2 separate regions of the Homo sapiens genome follow, and region 1 is linked to region 2. A link is a loop called in an ENCODE intact Hi-C map of the cell type or tissue named here. Cell type or tissue: mucosa of descending colon. All regions are shown on one strand. Each heading gives the region's core, and the rest is flanking DNA. Links, peaks and the distances in the headings are about the cores only. Region 1 overlaps XRCC1 (X-ray repair cross complementing 1). Region 2 holds the start of CADM4 (cell adhesion molecule 4).

Region 1 (9,843 bases), core at 807-8,806, 86 kb after region 2:
TAGAGAGAGGGTTTCACTGTGTTGCCCAGGCTGGTCTCAAACTCCTGGGCTCAAGTGATCCACCCACCCCAGCCTCCCAAAGTGCTAGGATTACAGGCATGAGCCACCACACCCAGCCCTCCTTTCTTATAAAGACCCTTATGATGACACTTGGCCTACCCGGATAATCCAGGGGCATCTCCCCCATTTCAACATCTTCAAGTTCATCACATCTGCAAAGTGCCTTCTGCCACATTTCCAGGTTCAGGGATTAGGATGTAAACATCTTTGAGGAGCTGTTATTCTGCCTGTCTCCTATGTTTTCTTCTAGAAGCTTTCTATTTTTAGATTTTACATTTAGATCTCTGTTTCATCTCAAGTGAATTTTTGTGTATTGTGTGAAGCAGGGGATAAGGTTTATTTTTTCTGTATCTTTTTTTTTTTTTTTTTTTTTTTTGAGATGGAGTCTCACTCTGTTGCCCAGGCTGGAGTGCAGTGGCGCGATCTCGGCTCACTGCAAGCTCCACCTCCCGGGTTCACGCCATTCTGCCTCAGCCTCCGGAGTAGCTGGGACTACAGGCACGTGCCACCATGCCCGGCTAATTTTTTGTATTTTTAGTAGAGACAGGGTTTCACTGTGTTAGCCAGGATGGTCTCGATCTCCTGACCTTGTGATCTGCCCACCTTAGCCTCCCAAAGTGCTGGGATTACAGGTGTGAGCCACCGCACCCGGCCCTTTTCTGTATCTTTTTTATATGTTTGTTGACAATGCTTATTTATTTATTTTATTTATTTTAAGACAGAGTCTCACTCTGTTGGCCAGGCTGGAGTGCAGTGGCATGATCTTGGCTCACTGCAACCTCCGCTTCCCAGACTCAAGGGATTCTCCAGCCTCAGCCTCCTGAGTAGCTGGGACTATAGGTGTGAGCCGCCATACCCGGCTAATTTTTTAAAAAATTTTTTGTAGAAATGGGGTTTCACTACATTGCCTGGCTGGTCTTGAACTCCTGAGCTTAAAGTGATCCTCCCACCTTGGCCTCCCAAAGTATTGGGATTACAGACCTGAGCCACTGCACCTGGCTGAAAATACTTTGAAAAAAAAAAAAAGACTTGCCTTTTCTCATTGAATCATTTTGACTCCTTGTTGAGAATTAATTAACCATATGTATGGGTTTATTTCTGTACTCTCTTCTCTGTTCCATTGATATGTATAGTTTTCTTTATGCCAATACCAAACTGTCTCTTTTTTTAACCATATTATTTATTTATGTATATATGTATTTATTTATTTATTTATTTATTTATTTGAGATGGGGGTCTCACTCTGTTGCTCAGGTTGGAGTACAGTGGCATGATCTCAGCTCACTGCAACCTCTGCCTCCTGGGCTCAAGTGATCCTCCCGCCTCAGCCCCCCAAGTAGCTAGTGGGAGCCATCATGCCCGGCTAATTTTTAAATATTTTTTGTAGAAATAGGGTTTCACTGTGTTGCCCAGGCTGGTCTTGAACTCCTGAGGTCAGGTGATCCACCTGCTGCGGCCTCCCAAAGTGCTAGGATTACACATGTGAGCTGCTGTGTGTACCTGGCCTACTCTTTTTTTTTTGAAACGAGGTCTCACTTTGTCACCCAGGCTGGAGTGCAGTGGCACGATCTCAGCTCACTGCAGCCTTGTCCTCCCGGGTTCAAGTGATCCTCCTTCCACAGCCCCTCAAGTAGCTGGGACTACAGGCTTGCACCACCATGCCCAACTTTGCACTAGTCAGTGTGACAAGGTGAGAAAAAGAAAAAAGAAAACTATCTTTTTTCACAGATGGCATGATTGTCTATGCAGAAAATCCCAAGAGATCTAGACAAACTACAAGGTTTAGTAAGTGAAGGTCACAAGATGAGAAGTCAATATACAAAATAAACTGTATATTACACATCACTTCTGTGGTATTCTGGCCAAAGTGTGCAACCTAAATTAATCACAAGGAAACATCAGATACTTTGTACAATAAGTGATATCTGACAAAAATCACTGACCTCTACTCTTCAAAAACATCAAAGGCACAAACCCAAAGTCACAGGAGCCTTCCTTCCTTCCATTCTCCCTCCCCTCCTTCCCTCCCTCCTTCCTTTTTTTTTTTTTTTTTTTTTTTTTTTGAGATGGAATTTTGCTCCTGTTGCCCAGGCTGGAGTGCAGTGGTGCAATCTCGGTTCACTGCAACCTCCGCCTCCCAGGTACAAACGATTCTCCATCTTAGCCTCCCAAGTAGCTCGGATTACAGGCCTGTGCCACCATGCATGGCTATTTTTTTTGTATTTAGTAGGACAGGGTTTTCCCATGTTAGTCACCAGATGATAAATGCAGCTTCCCTGTCAGCTCCAAATCAGGCCTTTTATAAACAAGTATAGTCAAGGTCAGGAAGAAAACTTCCCTTCTGTATAATTGTCTTTCTTGTTTCCTTTGCATAATCAGCTGTGCACAAAGAGAGCTATAGTTATGTTCTGTTTTTCTCAGCAAAAGGCTTTATTGTCCAATTTTATAATTTCACAGCATGTCAGTTAGAAAAGAGACTAAGTCAGTAACAAAATATACCCAACCAAAAGTGGCTGCATTCATCTTTTTTTTTTTTTTTTTTTTTTTTGAGACGGAGTCTCGCTCTATTGCCAGGCTGGAGTGCAGTGGCGCAATCTTGGCTCACTGCAACCTCCGCCTCCTGGGTTCAAGTGATTCTCCTGCCTCAGCCTCCCGAGTAGCTGGGACTACAGGCACGCGCCACCATGCCCAGCTAATTTTTTTGTATTTTTAGTAGAGATGGGGTTTCACTATGTTGGCCAGGATGGTCTCGATCTCCTGACCTCGTGATTTGCCTGCTTTGGCCTCCCAAAGTGCTGGGATTACAGGTGTGAGCCACTGTGCCCAGTCTTTTTGTTTCGTTTTTTGTTTTTTGGCAGAGTCTTGCTCCGTCACCCAGGCTGGAATGCAGTGGCACAATCTCGGCTCACCATCACCTCCAACTCCTGGGTTCAAGCGATTCTTGTGCCTCAGCCTCTCGAGTAGCTGGGATTATAGGTGCCTACCACCATGTCCAGCTAATTTTTGTATTTTTAGTAAAGACGGTGTTTCACCATGTTGGCTAGGCTGGTCTTGAACTCCTGGCCTCTTGTCCACCAGGCTTAAGTGCAATGGTGCGATCTCAGCTCACTGCAACCTCCGCCTCCTGGGTTCAAGCAATTCTCGTGCCTCAGCCTCCCGAGTAGCTGGGACAACAGGCGTCTGCCACCATGCCTGGCTTAAATTTTGTATTTTTAGTAGAGATGGGGTTTTACCATGTTGGCCAGGCTGGTATTGAACTCCTAACCTCAAATGATCCGCCTGCCTTGGCCTCCCAAAGTGCTGGGATTACAGGCGTGAGCCACCGCGCCTGGCCTCAGCTTGGGTTTTTCAATGCAGATTGCTAACATGAATTGCTACTCTCAATTCCTTGAGAGAACAGACTTGTGAGGAGTTCTCCCGAGAAGAATTTTCACCTCTTCTTTGGTGTCCCCCCAAGCTAAGGCCAAGACAGACAGGCCTCCCAGGGACTCTTTCCACAGGCTTATTTCCCCTTCATGTAACTAGTGTGGGCGTTGCCTTTGGGGAGTCCTCAGTTCTATGCAGTGTGGTGAGGATCTCTGAGATGCCACTCTCCCTTGCTTGGAGCCTAGGTTTTCTCTCTTGTTCTCTTTCACCACCACGTGCATAACCCTTAAAGATCAAGTTCTAGCTGGGTGTGGTGGCTTACACTTGTACTTCTATAGCTTTGGGAGGCTGAGGTGAGAGGATCATTTGAGGCCAGGAGTTCAGGACCAGCCTGGGCAACATAGCAAGACCATGCCTCTACAAAAAATAAAAAATTAGCCAGGTGTGGTGTCGTGCATCTCTAGACCCAGCTACTCAGAGGCCAAGGTGGGAGAATCACTTGAGACCCAGAGGTCGAGGCTGCAGTGAGCTATGATCGCACCACTGTGCTCCAGCCTGGGTGACAGAGAAAGACCCTGTCTCTTAAAAAAATAATAATAATAAATAAAATCAAGTTATTTGCTATCTGGGATCAGCACCATGACAAACTACCAACATGAGTGCTGCCGGGTCAGTCAGGGTCCTTGCCCGGAGATTAAAACCACACCAGTTATTTTAACAGATAATTTGATAGAAAGAACCAGTAACTAGGTGTTACTAGAAGACTAAGATATGAGGGAGAAGCAACCGCAGGGAGTAGCTACCACTCCCAGGGTTGGGGGAACAAAAGAAAGGAGCAGGAATTATTGAAACGTAGATGTTTGGAAACTGGGAGGTGGGGCTCCAGGAGCTGAAATTCAGATCGTTTGAGGAGGGCTTCCTCCCCCACCGGCTGCTGAGAGGGGCTGAATGAGGCTGTTTCTGGAGGTATTGGGACACTGCAAACTGGATTCATCTGCTGCTGCAGGCAGGAACCACTGCAGCAGCAGAAGCTTAACTGGGGGTGATGCTCACAGGATCTGCAATGCACGAGAAGCTGGTCCTTCCTCCCTCCTGCAGCCTTGCAAACTCTCTCTCTTGCCCCCCCTATTGGCAGAGCCTGGTCACGATCAGCTAGGGAAGCAGAAAGGTGGTTTGCCAAGTGCGGGCCCAGATCACAGAGATGAGTTGTAGAGGGTAGGTTTGAGCTGAGAAACAATCACTTAATACTTAGTGCAGCTCGCCTGACTCTCTGGATTCTGTTTTCTCATTTCCAGCCTCTAGTAATTCCCCTTGCCTTTCCGCTGACTCACCTGTGCATTTCCAAAAGGTGTTTGAATATTGTGCCAGTTTACTGAATATTCTCTGCCGGGAAAGTTCCTTAGGACATGTAGCCCGCTGTATTGCCAGATATGGAAGACTCCATGGGAGAATTTAGATAAGGGTCGCTCACATCTGGAGGATAAAGAGATCCCTCTGGGGCCTGTGTCAGGGCAGGACTGACTCAAGGCCTAGAAACAAAGGGTCTGGAGACATCTAGGCCCAAGCTACATTCTAGTGACTCCCAGTCCCCTGTGTGGGCCCTGTGCCCTCTTCCCCAGCCCCTAGAAGCTCTCATCTAAGCCAACCTGCCCTGGTTCTCATGCACTGTGGCTTCTCCCACCCAGGTCCTTCTGGTCACCTCATCTTTCATGTCCCCTTCCGAGAGCCGCAGTGGCTCAAACCCCAACCGCGTTCGCATGTTTGGGCCTGACAAGCTGGTCCGGGCAGCCGCCGAGAAGCGCTGGGACCGGGTCAAAATTGTTTGCAGCCAGCCCTACAGCAAGGTACCTAGGGTGGGAGCCAGGGTGCAGAGTCCTTGGTCCTGGGCAAGGAGGGAAATAAGGGCCAATATTGAGTCCCATAGGGCTGGGAGGAGTAGACAGCTGGTGTCCCATGGGATTATGGGGAGGCTGGGTCCCTGCGTTCCCTGAAATGGGTTTGGGATCTTTCCTGTAATGAGAAGTTTCATCTCCCGGAGGAATCTAGGAAGGGTGAACTGCAGCATCTCAGAGGGGAATCGGAGGAGGGGAACTGACTTGTTAGAGAGGTGGCCTAGTAGAGTGGGCCTAGTAGTTAACATCAGGAGATCTGGCGTCTGATTACTGAGTTCACGTCCTGGCTATACCACTTTTTAGCTGTGTGATCTTGGGCAAGTGACTTACGCTCTCTGGGCCTCCATTGCCTGATCCTTACAGGGTTGCTGTAGGTTAAGGGATGCTAAAAGCTGTGGTAACAGTGAGACTGGAGTATGTGATGATGCCACACACTAAAGGTGTGCTTCTTGCCCAGGTAACTGTCCTGGGGAGTGTTTAGCCTGTCAGCTGGCTTCTCCTTATGAGGTCGTGCAGGGACCCAGACTTCTCCTATTTTCTGGCTCTGCATCCAGCTGGCAGAGGAGAGAGCCTGGAACACTTCTGTGTTCTGGAAGTGGCACGCAGCACTCCCTCCCATTCCACAGGCAGGAGTTTGTGCATAGGGCAGTGAATTCGCTGGGACACCTAGTAGACTCTGCCAATTGCCCAAAGAGCTAATGCGTGAAAAGGGCTTGGAGCCAGACTCAGAGTTAGGGCTCAGTCATAACAGCTTAATCCTATAATTGTCATCACCATCGCCAGGGCCCCTCCTTCAACATGGGTGTTCATGAGAGGGAAGGAGCCAGGAAGAGGTTTCCCTGAGTGAAAAGGGTCTTGGGCCCTGGCCTCTGTCCTTGGGCCAGACTCCCTGACTCCCACCCCTCCTTTCCCAGGACTCCCCCTTTGGCTTGAGTTTTGTACGGTTTCATAGCCCCCCAGACAAAGATGAGGCAGAGGCCCCGTCCCAGGTAAGCTGTACCTGTCACTCCCCATGGCCTTCTCCCTGCCTCTCCACCCCCACCTGCCAGCAGCCCACCTATAATACTGACCTTGCGGGACCTTAGAAGGTGACAGTGACCAAGCTTGGCCAGTTCCGTGTGAAGGAGGAGGATGAGAGCGCCAACTCTCTGAGGCCGGGGGCTCTCTTCTTCAGCCGGATCAACAAGACATCCCCAGGTGAGCTCGGACAACGTGGGTCCTGAGTGAGTAGGGTTGAGACCTAGACTCGTGGGTCTGAGGGTAGAGGGGGCTGGGGCTCAGATTCCTGGGTCTGAGGGAGGAGGGTAGTGGAGTCCTGGACTCCTGGGTCTCAGGGTGGAGGAAGGTGGGCCTGGCCTCTTGTGTCCTGAGGGTTGAGAGGTCTGGAGGCTGGGACTCCTGGATCACTGGTGGGTTTTGGCAACAATATTCTGTGTCCCATAGATAGGAGTGAAAGGGTCTTGGGGCTCAGCCCTCTCATCCTGGATCCACTTTCTCCCTTCATAGTCACAGCCAGCGACCCAGCAGGACCTAGCTATGCAGCTGCTACCCTCCAGGCTTCTAGTGCTGCCTCCTCAGCCTCTCCAGTCTCCAGGGCCATAGGCAGCACCTCCAAGGTGAAATCATCAGACTTTGGTGGGGTGGAGGAGGAGAGAAGCTGGAGGCCTCAATCCATCCCCATCCCCTCAGCCCCAGGAGTCTCCCAAAGGGAAGAGGAAGTTGGATTTGAACCAAGAAGAAAAGAAGACCCCCAGCAAACCACCAGCCCAGCTGTCGCCATCTGTTCCCAAGAGACCTAAATGTGAGCTAACTAGATCCCTTGTTTCCACAGGGGCCTGTGCTCCTGTGTCCTAGGGGAAGCGGGGCTGGAGCCTGCTGTCCTGAATCTGAGGGAGGAAGGGCTGGGGGCCTGGACCCCTGGGTCTGAGGGAGGAGGGGCTGGGGGCCTGGATTCCTGAATCCGAGGGAGGAGGGGCTGAGGGCCTAAACCCCTGGGTCTGAGGGAGGAGGGGCTGGGAGCCTGGACCCCTGGGTCTGAGAGAGGAGGGGTTGGGGGCCTGGATCCCTGGGTCTGAGGGAGGAGGGGCTGGGGGCCTGGACTCCTGGGCCTGAGGGAGGAGGGGCTGGGGGCCTGGACTCCTGGGTCTGAGGGAGGAGGGGCTGGGGGCCTGGACCCCTGGGTCTGAGGGGGGAGGGGCTGGGGCCTGGATTGCTGGGTCTGAGGGAGGAGGGTCTGGGGCCTGGACTGCTGGGTCTGAGGGAGGAGGGGCTGGGGGTTGACCCCCAGTGGTGCTAACCTAATCTACTCTTTGTCTTCTCCAGTGCCAGCTCCAACTCGTACCCCAGCCACAGCCCCAGTCCCTGCCCGAGCACAGGGGGCAGTGACAGGCAAACCCCGAGGAGAAGGCACCGAGCCCAGACGACCCCGAGCTGGCCCAGAGGAGCTGGGGAAGATCCTTCAGGGTGTGGTAGTGGTGCTGAGTGGCTTCCAGAACCCCTTCCGCTCCGAGCTGCGAGATAAGGCCCTAGAGCTTGGGGCCAAGTATCGGCCAGACTGGACCCGGGACAGCACGCACCTCATGTAGGCTTGCGCCCCCCTCCCTGCGCCGCTGCAGTTTCTCCCCCAGCTCCCTGTGTCTCCTCCACCTTGTGCTTTCTCTGTGTCCACTATGCTGCATGCTTTCTCTCTCTCTCACTTGCTTTCTTTCTCACTGCATTCTGTAGCCTTTGTCTTCTCTCTGATTTTTGCATCTCTCCCTTGGTCTCCAACCTCTTTTTGTTTCTCCCACCTCAATCTCATGATCTGTCTGTCTGTCTGTCTCTCTCTCTCTCTGTCTGTCTCCCCTGTCTCGTTCCCCTTTGCCCCTCAGATCACACCTAACTGGCATCTTCACTTCTGCCCCCCACCAGCTGTGCCTTTGCCAACACCCCCAAGTACAGCCAGGTCCTAGGCCTGGGAGGCCGCATCGTGCGTAAGGAGTGGGTGCTGGACTGTCACCGCATGCGTCGGCGGCTGCCCTCCCAGAGGTAAGGCCTCACACGCCAACCCTGCTCCTTATCCTGTGCTGGGCAATGCCAGGAATCTGGAGGGGAGTCAGACTGGGGCCTGCCAGCGGAGAACACAGGTGGTCCCAGCCCAGAGCCAGCAGACTACTGAGAGGAGCGGGGCAGGGGCTGGGGTACTCCAGATGAGGGAAGGAGGACCTGCCTGGGAGGTCACAGAGGGCTCTGTGAAGCCTGCTTATCAGAAAAGGCTGGAGGAGCAGTTTGTGCAAAAACTCAGGGGTGGGAGAACAAGTGTTAGGGTCCATATTCATTCATTCAAAGTGAGTCCCGGTGCAGTGGCTCACGCCTGTAATCCCAGCACTCTGGGAGGCTGAGGCAGGTGGATCACTTGAGGTCAGAAGTTCGAGACCAGCCTGGCCAACATGGTGAAACCCCATCTCTACTAAAAACACAAAAATTAGCTGGGCTTGGTGGCGCACGCCTGTAATCCCAGTTACTCGGAAGGCTGAGGCAGGAGAATCGCTTGAACCTGGAAGCCAAAATCGTGCCACTGCACTCTGGCCTGGGTGACAGAGCGAGACTCCCATCTCAACAAGAAAAAAAAAACCCAAAAACCAAAATGAGTCCCAGAAGCCCCTGCTTGGTGCCAGGCTGGAATGTGCAAGGCTGAGGATCCAGTCATTGAGCCCTGCCCTTGAAGGCTTCTCACTTTGATGAGGGATCAGAATTGTTGTAACAGTGCAGTGGAAGCCCCACAGGGTGGCCCGCAGAGAGCGAGGGGTCTTCAAGGTCCAAGAGAGGTTTTTCAGGCTGAACAGAGGCAGAGAACATGCTGGGCAGAGGAGACAAGGTCAGGTCAGCCTGTTGTCTGCCTGGAGTTGTAGGTGAGGCTGAGCTTACACAGGGGCAAGAAGTGGCAGGAAAAATGGGACTGGGGCATTAGGAACCACAGAAGGCTTTGGACTGAGCAAAGGCTAGCTCATATCTGAGGTCCATGAATTGGAGGGGAGACTGGATTGTACTCCATGGCCTGAGTGTGTTCAGAAGTTAGTTGTACCTGGTGTATTTGAGAAATTATTTGCCTTGGGGGATAGCGAGGCTGTGAGGTGGGTGGGCTCAGGTCAGAAGGGGCTTCCGGAGCCCAGGCTACACACTGGGCTCCATGCAGCTTCACAGAACCCTCATCTGTTATTCAGGAATCCAAACATCTCTAGAAGCTGAAAGTTCTTTTCTAGGTTCAGCACAAACTCATTTCGCTGCAGTCATCCTGAACTAATGTGAGGCTATTTGCGGACTTTTTTTTTTTTATCCCCTTAAGTGTGTCATGGTCTTAACTGCAGAAATATTAGTGGGTTTGATCATGGGGTGCTCCCCCAGGCCCTCCTGGGAGTTTATGTAACAATCTGTATGCCAGCCATTTGCCTCTCTAAAACCTGAAAGATTCAAAATTCTGAAGCCCATCCAGCTCCAGAGGCCTCCTCTTGTGAGCAGAGGGGAGTCACAGAAGGTTTGATGGGGG
Region 2 (9,814 bases), core at 1,815-9,814:
ATAAATGCCATGTGGAGATAGAGCCCCAGATGTTTCAGCCATCTCAGCCCAGGCACCAGACAAGTGGGTGAAGAAGCCACCTTGGACATGTAGCCCCAGCAGATGTGATATAGAGAAGAAACAGGAAACTTGGCTATATTAGTTTCCTAGGGCTGCCTGTGATAAATTATTACAAACTTTATAAACTAACACATTGTGTGCCTATATCAAAACATCATGGAAGGACAGGCACAGTGGCTCATGCCTGTAGTCCTAGCACTTTGGGAGGGTGAGAAAGGAAGATCTCTTGAGCTCAGGAGTTCAAGATCAGCCTGGGCAACACAGTGAGACCTCATCTCCACTAAAAATAAAAAAAAATTGGCTGGATGTGGTGGGGCATGCCTGTGGTCCTAGTTACATGGGAGGCTGAGGCAGGAGGATCCCTTGAGCCCGGGAGGTCAAGGCTGCAGTGAGCCATGATCCCACCACTGTACTCCAGCCTGGGCAACAGAGCCAGACTCTGTCTCCAAAAAAAAAACACTAAAACCCAAAACCATATTACATATGTCCTGTAAATATACACCACTATTATGTATTCATAATACTTAAAAATAAAAAATTAAAAACACACACACACAAATCTTACAAGCAAGGTGGCTTAAAACCACAGAAACTTGGCCGGGTTTGGTGGCTCATGCCTGTAATCCCAGCAATTCGGGAGGCTGAGGCGGGCGGATCACGAGGTCAGGAGATCGAGACCATCCTGGCTAACATGATGAAACCCTGTCACTATTAAAAATACAAAAAATTAACTGGGCGTGGTGGTGGGTGCCTGTAGTCCCAGCTACTCGGGAGGCTGAGGCAGGAGAATGGCGTGAACCCGGGAGGCGGAGCTTGCAGTGAGTCGAGATCATGCCACTGCACTCCAGCCTGGGCAACAGAGCGAGACTCCACTCAAAAAAAAAAAAAAAACAAAACAAAACACACACACACACACACAGAAACTTAGGCCAGGTGTGGTGGCTTACACCTGTAATCCCAGCACTTTGGGAGGCCAAGGCAGGCATATCACTTGAGGCCAGGAATTTGAGACCAGCCTGGCCAACACAGTGAAACCCTGTCTCTACTAAAAGTACAAAAAAAAAAAAAAAAAATAGCCGGCTGTGATGGCGCTCCTCTGTAATTCCAGCTACTTGGGAGGCTGAGGCATAAGAATCACTTGAATCTGAGAAGCGGAGTTTGCAGTGAGCCGAGATTGAACCACTGCACTCCAGCCTGGGCAACAGAATGAGCCTCTGTCTAAAACACATACACACACACACACACACACACACACACACACACACACACACACACACTAGAAACTTGTTCTCTCACAGTTCTGAATGCTAAATGTCCAAAACCAAGGTGTTGAAGTCTCACGGGAAGAGCCACGCTTTTAAAGCGTCAGGGGAAGAGCCATGCTTTTAAAGTCTCCGGGGCTGACACCTGTAATCCCAGCACTTTGGGAGGCCGAGGCGGGTGGATCACCTGAGGTCAGGAGTTCGAGACCAGCCTGGCCAACAGGGTGAAATCCCATCTCTACTAAAAATGCAAAAACTAGCCAGGCATGGTGGCGGGTGCCTGTAATCTCAGTTACTCGGGAGGCTGAGGCAGGAGAATTGCTGGAACCTGGGAGGCAGAGGTTGCAGTGAGCCGAGATCGCGCCATTGCACTCCAGCTGAGGCTGACAGCAGTGAGACTCCGTCTCAAAAAAAAAAAAAAAAGTCTCAGGGGAAGAACCCTTCCTTGCCTCTCCTTTGCTTCTGAGGGACTGCCAGCAATCTTTGCCATTCCTTGGCTTGTAGCTGCATCACTCTAATCCCTACCTCTGTCTTCCAATGTCCACCTTCCCTGGGACTGTGGCTATGTCTCCAAATATCTCTCCTTATAACCCCATATCAATCATTGGATTTAGAGCCCACTCTAACTCAGCATGGAAACATTTAGTCATTAATTCAACTAAATCTGCAAAGACTTTCTGGCCGGGCGCCATGGCTCACACCTATAATTCCAGCACTCTGGGAGGCCGAGGCGGATGAATTGCTTGAGGGTGGCAATTGGAGACCGCCTGGGCAACATGGCAAAACCCCATCTCTACAAAAACTGCAACAATTAGCCGGGTGTGGTGGCGCTTGCCCGTAGTCCCAGTGACTCGGGAGACTGAGGCGGGAGGATCGCTTGAGCCTCGGAGGCAGAGGTTTCAGTGAGCTGAGATTATGCAACTGAACTCCAGCCTGAGCGACAAAGTGAAACTGTCTCAAAAAAAAAAAAAAAAACAAGAAAAAAACCCACCTTATTTCCAAATAAAGTCACATGCAAAGATACCAGGGGTTAGAAGTTAATCACATCTGGGCAGGATGCAGTGCCCCATGCCTATAATCCCAGCACTTTGGGAGGCTGAGGTGGCAGATCATTTGAGGTCAGGAGTTCGAGACCAGCCTGGCCAACATGGTGAAACCCCGTCCCTACTGAAAATACAAAAATTAGCTGGGCATGGTGACACGTGCCTATAATCCCAGCTACTTGGGAGGCTGAGGCAGGAGAATCGCTTGAACCCAGGAGGTGAAGGTTACAGTGAGCCGAGATCATGCCACTGCACTCCAGCCTGGGTGACAGAGCGAGACTCAGTCTCGAGCAAACAAACAAACAAACAAAAAAGTGAATTACATTTGCAAAGATTTTATTTCCAAATAAGGTCACATGTACAGATACCAGGGGCTAGAACTTCAACATATATTTTACTTGGAGGACACTATTCAAAACCCACAACACCAACCACCAGCCTTAGATATATGGCCCTTGATGCCCCTCCCCTCCATCTCCAGCTGTTCCAGCTAGTTCATTTTTGGCTCCAGTTCATCATGAAGCAGATACACACCAATCCTGCTCCAATTCCTGACTCACAGAATCATAAAATTAAAAGGTTGTTGTTTCACACCACTACGTTCTGGGGTATTTTGTTATTCAGCGATGGTTAAATGGAACAGTAATTTTTGTTTGTTTTTAGCTAACTTTCCCCATTATAATTGCCAGGGAGGGTAAGGCCGTTTATTTACTTGATGATTTATTCCTAGTGCCTGGAATATGGCAGGTGATGAAGAAAGAAAGGAGAGAAGGGACTGGGTGCAATGGCTCTTGCCTGTAATCCCAGCACTTTGGGAGGCCAAGGCAGGAGAACTGCTTGAGCCCAGGAGTTCAGGACCAGCCTGGGCAACATAGCGAGAGACCCTGTCTCTACATAATAAAAAAAAAAAAAAAGAAAGAAAGAAAGAAAAGAAAAAAGGGAAGGAAGGAAAGACTGCATCTTCTATGGCAACTTACAACAAAAATTGGGCCAGAAGTATATCTCCCATGATGCCCTACAGCAGAGATGAGGCTAAAACGACATTTTCTGAGATGCTCTGTATTATAATTGAGGATAATTTCACCTTTCCCATAATTCCCTACAACATATTGAGGCTAGGACTGCATTGCCTATGAAACTCTATGGCAGAGATTGAAGGTTAGGATTATATATCCCATGATGCCCTACAGTGGGGATCAGAGGATAGAAATACTTATTCCATGATGCCCTCCAGCAGATATTGAGGCTAGGGACAAATTTCTCACGTCCTATACCATAGCTTGTGATCAGGACCTCATTGTTAACGGCTCTGAAGTTGTTGTTCAGGAATCTTTGCTTGCAAGAAATAAAATCTGTTTGTGCTGACTTAAGCAAAAACGGTGTTATTGAAAGTTTAGAAACCAGGCAAGAGCTAGGTCTCCGAGTCTCACCAGGGACAGGCAACAATTGAAAAGCTGTGTGAAATAAAGGTTGTCTCTCTCTTGCAGAATCTTAATCACCCCAAATATGAATCTGGCCCCAGGGGTATCTGCCAGCCATCTTGCTACAGGAGGGGAGCCATGCATCCTTAGGACAGAGATTGACAGACCTCGCCAAAGCCAGCCATAGAAGGACTTTTTGTTATGTGTGAACCAGTTCTCTTTCTCTCAAACCAGTTGGGTTGCACTTGCTGTCACTTGCACTAAATCCCTAATGGACAGGGTACCCTGAAGTAGGATGGGGACAGGACCACTATTCTATTTATTATTATTATTATTATTATTATTATTATTATTATTATTATTTAGACTGAGTCTCATTCTGTCACCCAGGCTGGAGTGCAGTGGCATGATCTTAGCTCACTGCAACCTCTGCCTCCCAAGTTCAGGGGATTCTCATGCCTCAGCCTTCCGACCAGCTGGGATTACAGGCACGTGCCACCACGCCTTGCTAATTTTTTTTTTTTTTTTTGGTAAAGATGGTGTTTCACCATGTTGGCCGGTTGGTCAGGCTGGTCTCAAACTCCTGACCTCAAGTGATCGGCCCACCTTGGCCTCCCAAAGTGCTGGGATTACAGGTGTGAGCCAACGCGCCCGTCAGGACCACTACTCTTGTGATGTCTTCACATGGAATGGTGGGACTTAAGGATGACAGGTGAGAACCAAACCAACATCTCCCAAGGTTCCCCTTCAGCTGGAGCAGGAGACATCTGTCAGAGCACAGAGTGAGCGGGCCTATTGGCTCCTGCGGGAAAAGGCAACTACTAGTTACCCCTTGGACCAGTATTCCAAAGGCAGATCAAACATTCCTCTCCCATCTAGCAAAAGTCACAGAATGTGAGCCCTGGAAAGAGGATTAGAGACTATCTCTTCCCAAGTCTACAGAAGCTGGGAAGCTGAGGACTGAAAAAGAAGGAAGTTGCTCAGGGCTATGGATCTGGGGACACAGGGGCAGTTAGAAGCTTGGGCTCTCAGGACAGAGAGGATTGCTGGAGCCATCGTCCTGGGGACACAGGAGTTGATAGGAGCTTGGACCCTGAGGACAGAGAGGATGCTGGGAGCCATGGTCCTGCTTCACAGGGGTTGATGGGAGCTTGGACCTGAAGGACAGAGAGGATGCTGGGAGCCGTGGTCCTGAGGACACAGGAGTTGATGGGAGCTTGGACCCTGAGGACAGAGAAGACACTGGGAGCCATGGTCCTGGGACACAAGGGTTGATGGTAGCTATGGTTTTGAGGTCAGAAAGGATACTGGGAGCTGGGTACTGAGGACAGAAAGGGTGTGTGAAGCTGAAGTCCCTTGTGGGACTGGATGTAAAATTTTTTAGTCGGAATAAAAAGTAAGGATTTTCAGCCAGGCATGGTGGCTCACGCCTGTAATCCAGCACTTTGGGAGGCCAGACAGATGGATCACCTGAGGTAAGGAGTTCAAGACCAGCCTGGCCAGCATGGCAAAACTCCGTCTCTACTAAAAATATAAAAATTAGCTAGGCATGGTGGCGGGCGCCTGTAATCTCAGCTACTCGGGAGGCTGAGGCAGGAGAATCACTGGAACCTGGGAGGCAGAGGTTGCAGTGAGTCGAGATCGTGCCACTGCACTCCAGCCTGGGCAACAGAGCGAGACTCCGTCTGGGCGGGGAGGGGGGAGGGGGGAAGGAAAGATGTTCATAATTGGCACTTCTGGACCTCAGTTTGCCTGACAAATGGGCATGAGAGAGGTCGAGGCCTTCTTTCCATGGTTTCTCACTCTTTCTGGGTCCCATAGGTAATGATCCCGCATCAGGTCTACAGGGTGTCACAGAAGTGGGCTCAGGGAAACCCACTCCCAGGAGGGAGAAGGGACCTAAGTCTGGAGGGGTGAGTCACCCTCAAAGATGGGGAGAGAGGAAGGGCAGAGGCAAATACATGCAGAGAGAGGGAGAGAGGCTGGGGCAGGGAGACAGCAGGGAGGAGAGGGGACGCCAGGGCTTGGAAGGTGTTCACAGGAGCCTCTCCCTCCTGGGACCCAGGATTCAGGCTTCCTTCCAGTTAGTTCACTTTCAGGGGGCCCCTCCCGGAGAATGACGCGGAAACACGGGGTTTTCAGGTCAGGACAGGAGAGAGGGAGGGAGGGAACTGACCCCACCCCACTCCTGAGCCCCAGCCTCGCCCTGCCCTGGGAGATCCTTGACCTGCCTCGACCTCCGGACCCTCCGGACCTCCAGCTGCAGCCTCCCCTGTCCCGGTGGCTCAGCTCACAGCCTCTCGCTAGACTCCAGACACCCACCTGCCCGCAGCACGCCTCTCACACTCACCTTTCCCACGTCGCACTCCCTCCCTTACGCTCCCCCGTCACGCTGGCCACGCTCTCCCTTCGCACACACCGCACCCCACGACGCCCGCGCCCCCACCCTCGCACAGCCTCCAGCAACACCCTGCCACCCTCCCCTCCGCGCAGCGCAAGCACCCTGCATGCCAGCAACTCCGCACCCTCGCGCGCAGCACCTGGGCCCGCACGCAGCACCCTCACCCAACACCCTCCATTTCCCGCGCTCACCGAGATCCCCCACCTGCTCCCACGCCGCTGTCGCCCTCCCGCGCACCCCTTCCCGCCCTCCTCACCCCTCTCCTCTCCAGCTTTCGCACCCCGCACCGTTCCCCCACCGTGCCGTCCCCCCGATTGTCTCCGGGCCTCTCCTCCGTCTCCCCCTCCCCTCCCCGGCCCCGCCCCGGCCTCGGCGCCCCGCCCCCGGGCGGGCAGGGGGCGGGGCGCGGGGGGCGGGGCGGGCGGCGCGGGCGGTGCAGGTGCCGGGCCGGGAGCGAGCGGCGGCGGCGGCGGCGGCGGCACCATGGGCCGGGCCCGGCGCTTCCAGTGGCCGCTGCTGCTGCTGTGGGCGGCCGCGGCGGGGCCAGGTAGGGTCGGGGGCCGGGGTCGGCCGGCCGGGCTGGGGCGGGGGGCGCGCTGTGGTGACAGCCCGGCAGCCTCGGGGCCGCAGAGGCCGAACAATGCGCGCGGGGCCGGGCCGGGCCCCCTCCCCGGGACAAAGCGCAGCGCGGGCCGGGAGCCGGGAGCGACGAGCGGGGGAGGGGGCGCGGGGCCCGGCCGCCGTGCCGCAGCCCCCCCACCCGCGCAGGCTGGATCCCGGCGGGGACAAAGGGCCCGAGACCCCCCTACACACACAAGTCCGCCCTCCCCAGGCCGGTCCCGCTGTCCTTCTGTCCAGTCTCTGCGTCCCTCTGTCCGCCCGTCTCTGAACCCCCCCGTCTGGCTCCTCGTCCCCCTACCCTTGTCCTCTATCCCTCAGTCTCGAAGTCCTGTCCCTCCTTCTGTCTGTCTCCCTCTCTTCTTGCCTCGGTGTTCCTCATCTATTCTGTCTTTGTCCCCTACCTCTGTCCCCTGGTCTCTGTCCCCTTTTCCTGGGTCACTCTGTCCCCTCCATCATCCTGTCTATTCTCTTTCCCCCGGATTTCTGCCCTCCCTCTCTGCCCCTATTCTTGGTCCCTGTCTCTGTCTCGCTGTCACCCTTGTTTTTCTGTCCCTTTTTCTCTGTCCCCTATCTGCCCCATCCCCTTGTCTCTGTCCCCTGTCTTTCTGTCACTCGTTTCTCTAACCCTTTCTGTCACCTGTCTCTTTCCCCCTTCTCTGTCCCACTATCTCCATCCCTGTCTTTCTGCTGTGCCTCCTCTCTCTACGCTTACAGCCTCCATCCCGGGATCTCCCATTCCCATCCTACCTTCCTCCCTCTCTCTATCCCTCTGTGCCCCTGAAGAGGAATTCAGTCAGGCAGGGCATTCTAAAGAGCCCTGGAGGGGAACATCTGTGTGCATGTGTGTGGGGAAGTGAGAATGGGGGACCTTGGCGTGTAGGCACACACGTGGATTCAGCGAATGCCTCTCCAAACCCTGCTCACCCATTCACACACCCAGGCTTGACTCACAGAGAAGCCCCTGTCCAGGACATCCAGGGAGCCATCCACATACCCTCATCACACACTGTGAGAAGCTGGAGACCCCCGAGGTTGGGTGACCCTGAGAATGGGGACAAGGTCAGGAAATGTCACCCACACACACTCTCACACTGTGTAAGTCTTGAACCTGCCACGGGTCACCCCTCCCTGGTGGATAAGGCCACTTTTGGAAGGAACAGAGGATTGGAAGGTGGCTAGGCAGAAGCAGGAGGGCTGGGTGTTCGGCAGAGATTGGTGAGAGGAGTTATAACCAGGTGGCATGGGGCTGGCGGCCTGGGCTTAAATCTTGGCTCTTGCCATTTGCCATCGCAGCCAATGGTAAACACCTTCCTCTCTCCAGGCTTCTGTTTCTCTTTCTGTAAAGTGAGGATGTTGAACTCAGTGACATGAAAGGGAACGCCAGCTCAGACCGTGAAGGGGTTTCTGGCAAGTTGAGTGCGGTTACATGTTCCCCACTCCAGGGTTTGAGGCAGAGCCATCCTCACCTCGGCCAGGATGAGGGGCAAAGCTGTCCTCTCACTGTCTTTCTTTCTTCTCTAGTCTTCTGTGACTGCTTTAGAACTTGCATCATTACCTCCTTTCTTTACAACAGACATGCCACAATTTCCCAGATGAGAACTTTGGTACCTCAGTGACATTTCCATCAATTTTAATTTATCTTTATTTTTTAGGCTAAACACCAGGCTCATAGAATCCTGGAACTAATGAATCCAGTAAATAAAGAACCTGATGGTACTTTAGAATGCTGACATCTACAGGATTCTAGAATCCAGAAGGCTTTAGAATCTTGACACCTTTAAAGTTCTAGAACCGTGATGGTGTTAGCATGCTAGCATCTTGACGTCTTAAAAATCGTGAAATCTTGATGTCTTGGAGTTCCTGGATCTTGACATCTATGACATTTAGAATCCTGACAGCTTAGAATCATCAGACTTTGAATTCTCAGGATCAGAATATAGCTTAAGGTGACCACCCGCCCCGTGCAAAAGCCTTTCTCTGGTGCTTCTGGGAGTTAGGTCTACAGCCCTGTCCCTCGTTTGATTTCCAAGTCACTGCTTCCTGGCACCCTAACCCTCTCTGTAAACTTTCTCTAAAGTAAATAGTATGTGGCTTTTACCAGTAGAAACTGAGCTTGGTGTCATGGGAAGAGCTCTCAGCTGGGAGCTAAGGAACTTGGGTCCAAGCCTTACCCAGGACCCTTTAGTATAATTTTGCATCAGTCCTTGTCCCTCTCTGGGCCTTACTTTCCCGTTCTGTAAAGCATGGGGTAGGAGGCTGTAGCATGTGGTCTTGGAGGGCCCTTCCTGCTCTCCTTTCCATTGGATATTTCTCAGTGGCCTTGGCTACCACATTTTAGGGGGTATCTGTTGTTCCCACATTTCTCTCTTAGTCACTTCTTCCTCTCTCACCTTGCCCAGCCAGCAGGAATCGGGGGAGATGGGGTGCATTTGCGCCATTTTAAAAACATGTTCTCTCTCTCCTGGTTCATTCATCTTCTGAGCATAGCAGAAGAAGATGAGATTTATGCCCAAAGAAGGATCCAGGGTGGGCAGAGGAGAGAAAGCAAGAGGGAGGGATGGGTTGCCTGCCCAGGGATGCACCCAGGCAGAAATGGGACCCGCAGCCAGAAACTGGGTAGAACAGAAAGGAGGAGAGGAAACAGATATCCAATACAAAGAAAGAATAGAGAGGCTATTAGGAGTTGAGGGGTCTTGTGGAGGGGGCAGTTGTTGGTCCCTAAATAATGTTTCCTTCCCAGGGTGACTCACTTTTTCCTGCTAAAATTCTGACCAGCCACTCTTGAGAATAGGGGGACCCTCCCTCCATTGTGAGTCACCCCAAGGAACAGGTTTTGGAGGTTTCTATCACTGACCCCCCCACCCACCCACCCATGAGCCAGGCGCCTGTGTCCCCAGAGCCTGGGGGTGGGGGTCAGGTTCTGCAGTGGATTCCAAGACCTTAGACACAGCAGGGCTGGGGCCTAAGGCTGGGTTAATGTCGTGCGAGCCTGGCCTGTCCCCATCT

What was found. Hi-C counts contacts between places; a loop is a spot of excess contacts. Peaks named below come from ENCODE experiments on the same cell type or tissue, not always from the same donor. Only the 100,000 strongest peaks of a DNase experiment are listed, where the experiment ranks them.
Region 1: a loop joins it to region 2, with 2.1 times the contacts of the local background. A loop is called at or near these places in 11 of 110 quality-filtered maps.

What each region holds. Positions count from the first base shown.
Region 1 is chr19:43,550,073-43,559,915 of GRCh38, reverse strand. It overlaps XRCC1 (X-ray repair cross complementing 1), which reads left to right. Exons shown (of 17, transcript NM_006297.3): 4 at 5,112-5,270; 5 at 6,233-6,307; 6 at 6,404-6,515; 7 at 6,825-6,934; 8 at 7,008-7,119; 9 at 7,641-7,899; 10 at 8,229-8,345. Among named protein-coding and RNA genes, the nearest start is that of XRCC1, 21 kb to the left of the region's middle. In mucosa of descending colon, for the core only: a CTCF peak has its summit at 4,565 (motif pointing left); a DNase peak (open chromatin) is centred at 4,553.
Region 2 is chr19:43,636,647-43,646,460 of GRCh38, reverse strand. It overlaps CADM4 (cell adhesion molecule 4), which reads left to right and starts at 6,611. Exons shown (of 9, transcript NM_145296.2): 1 at 6,611-6,734. The coding sequence starts at 6,671. It also overlaps a transcript of PLAUR not described here. RefSeq lists a silencer at 6,588-6,727. In mucosa of descending colon, for the core only: no CTCF peak of the experiment used is centred there; a DNase peak (open chromatin) is centred at 6,255.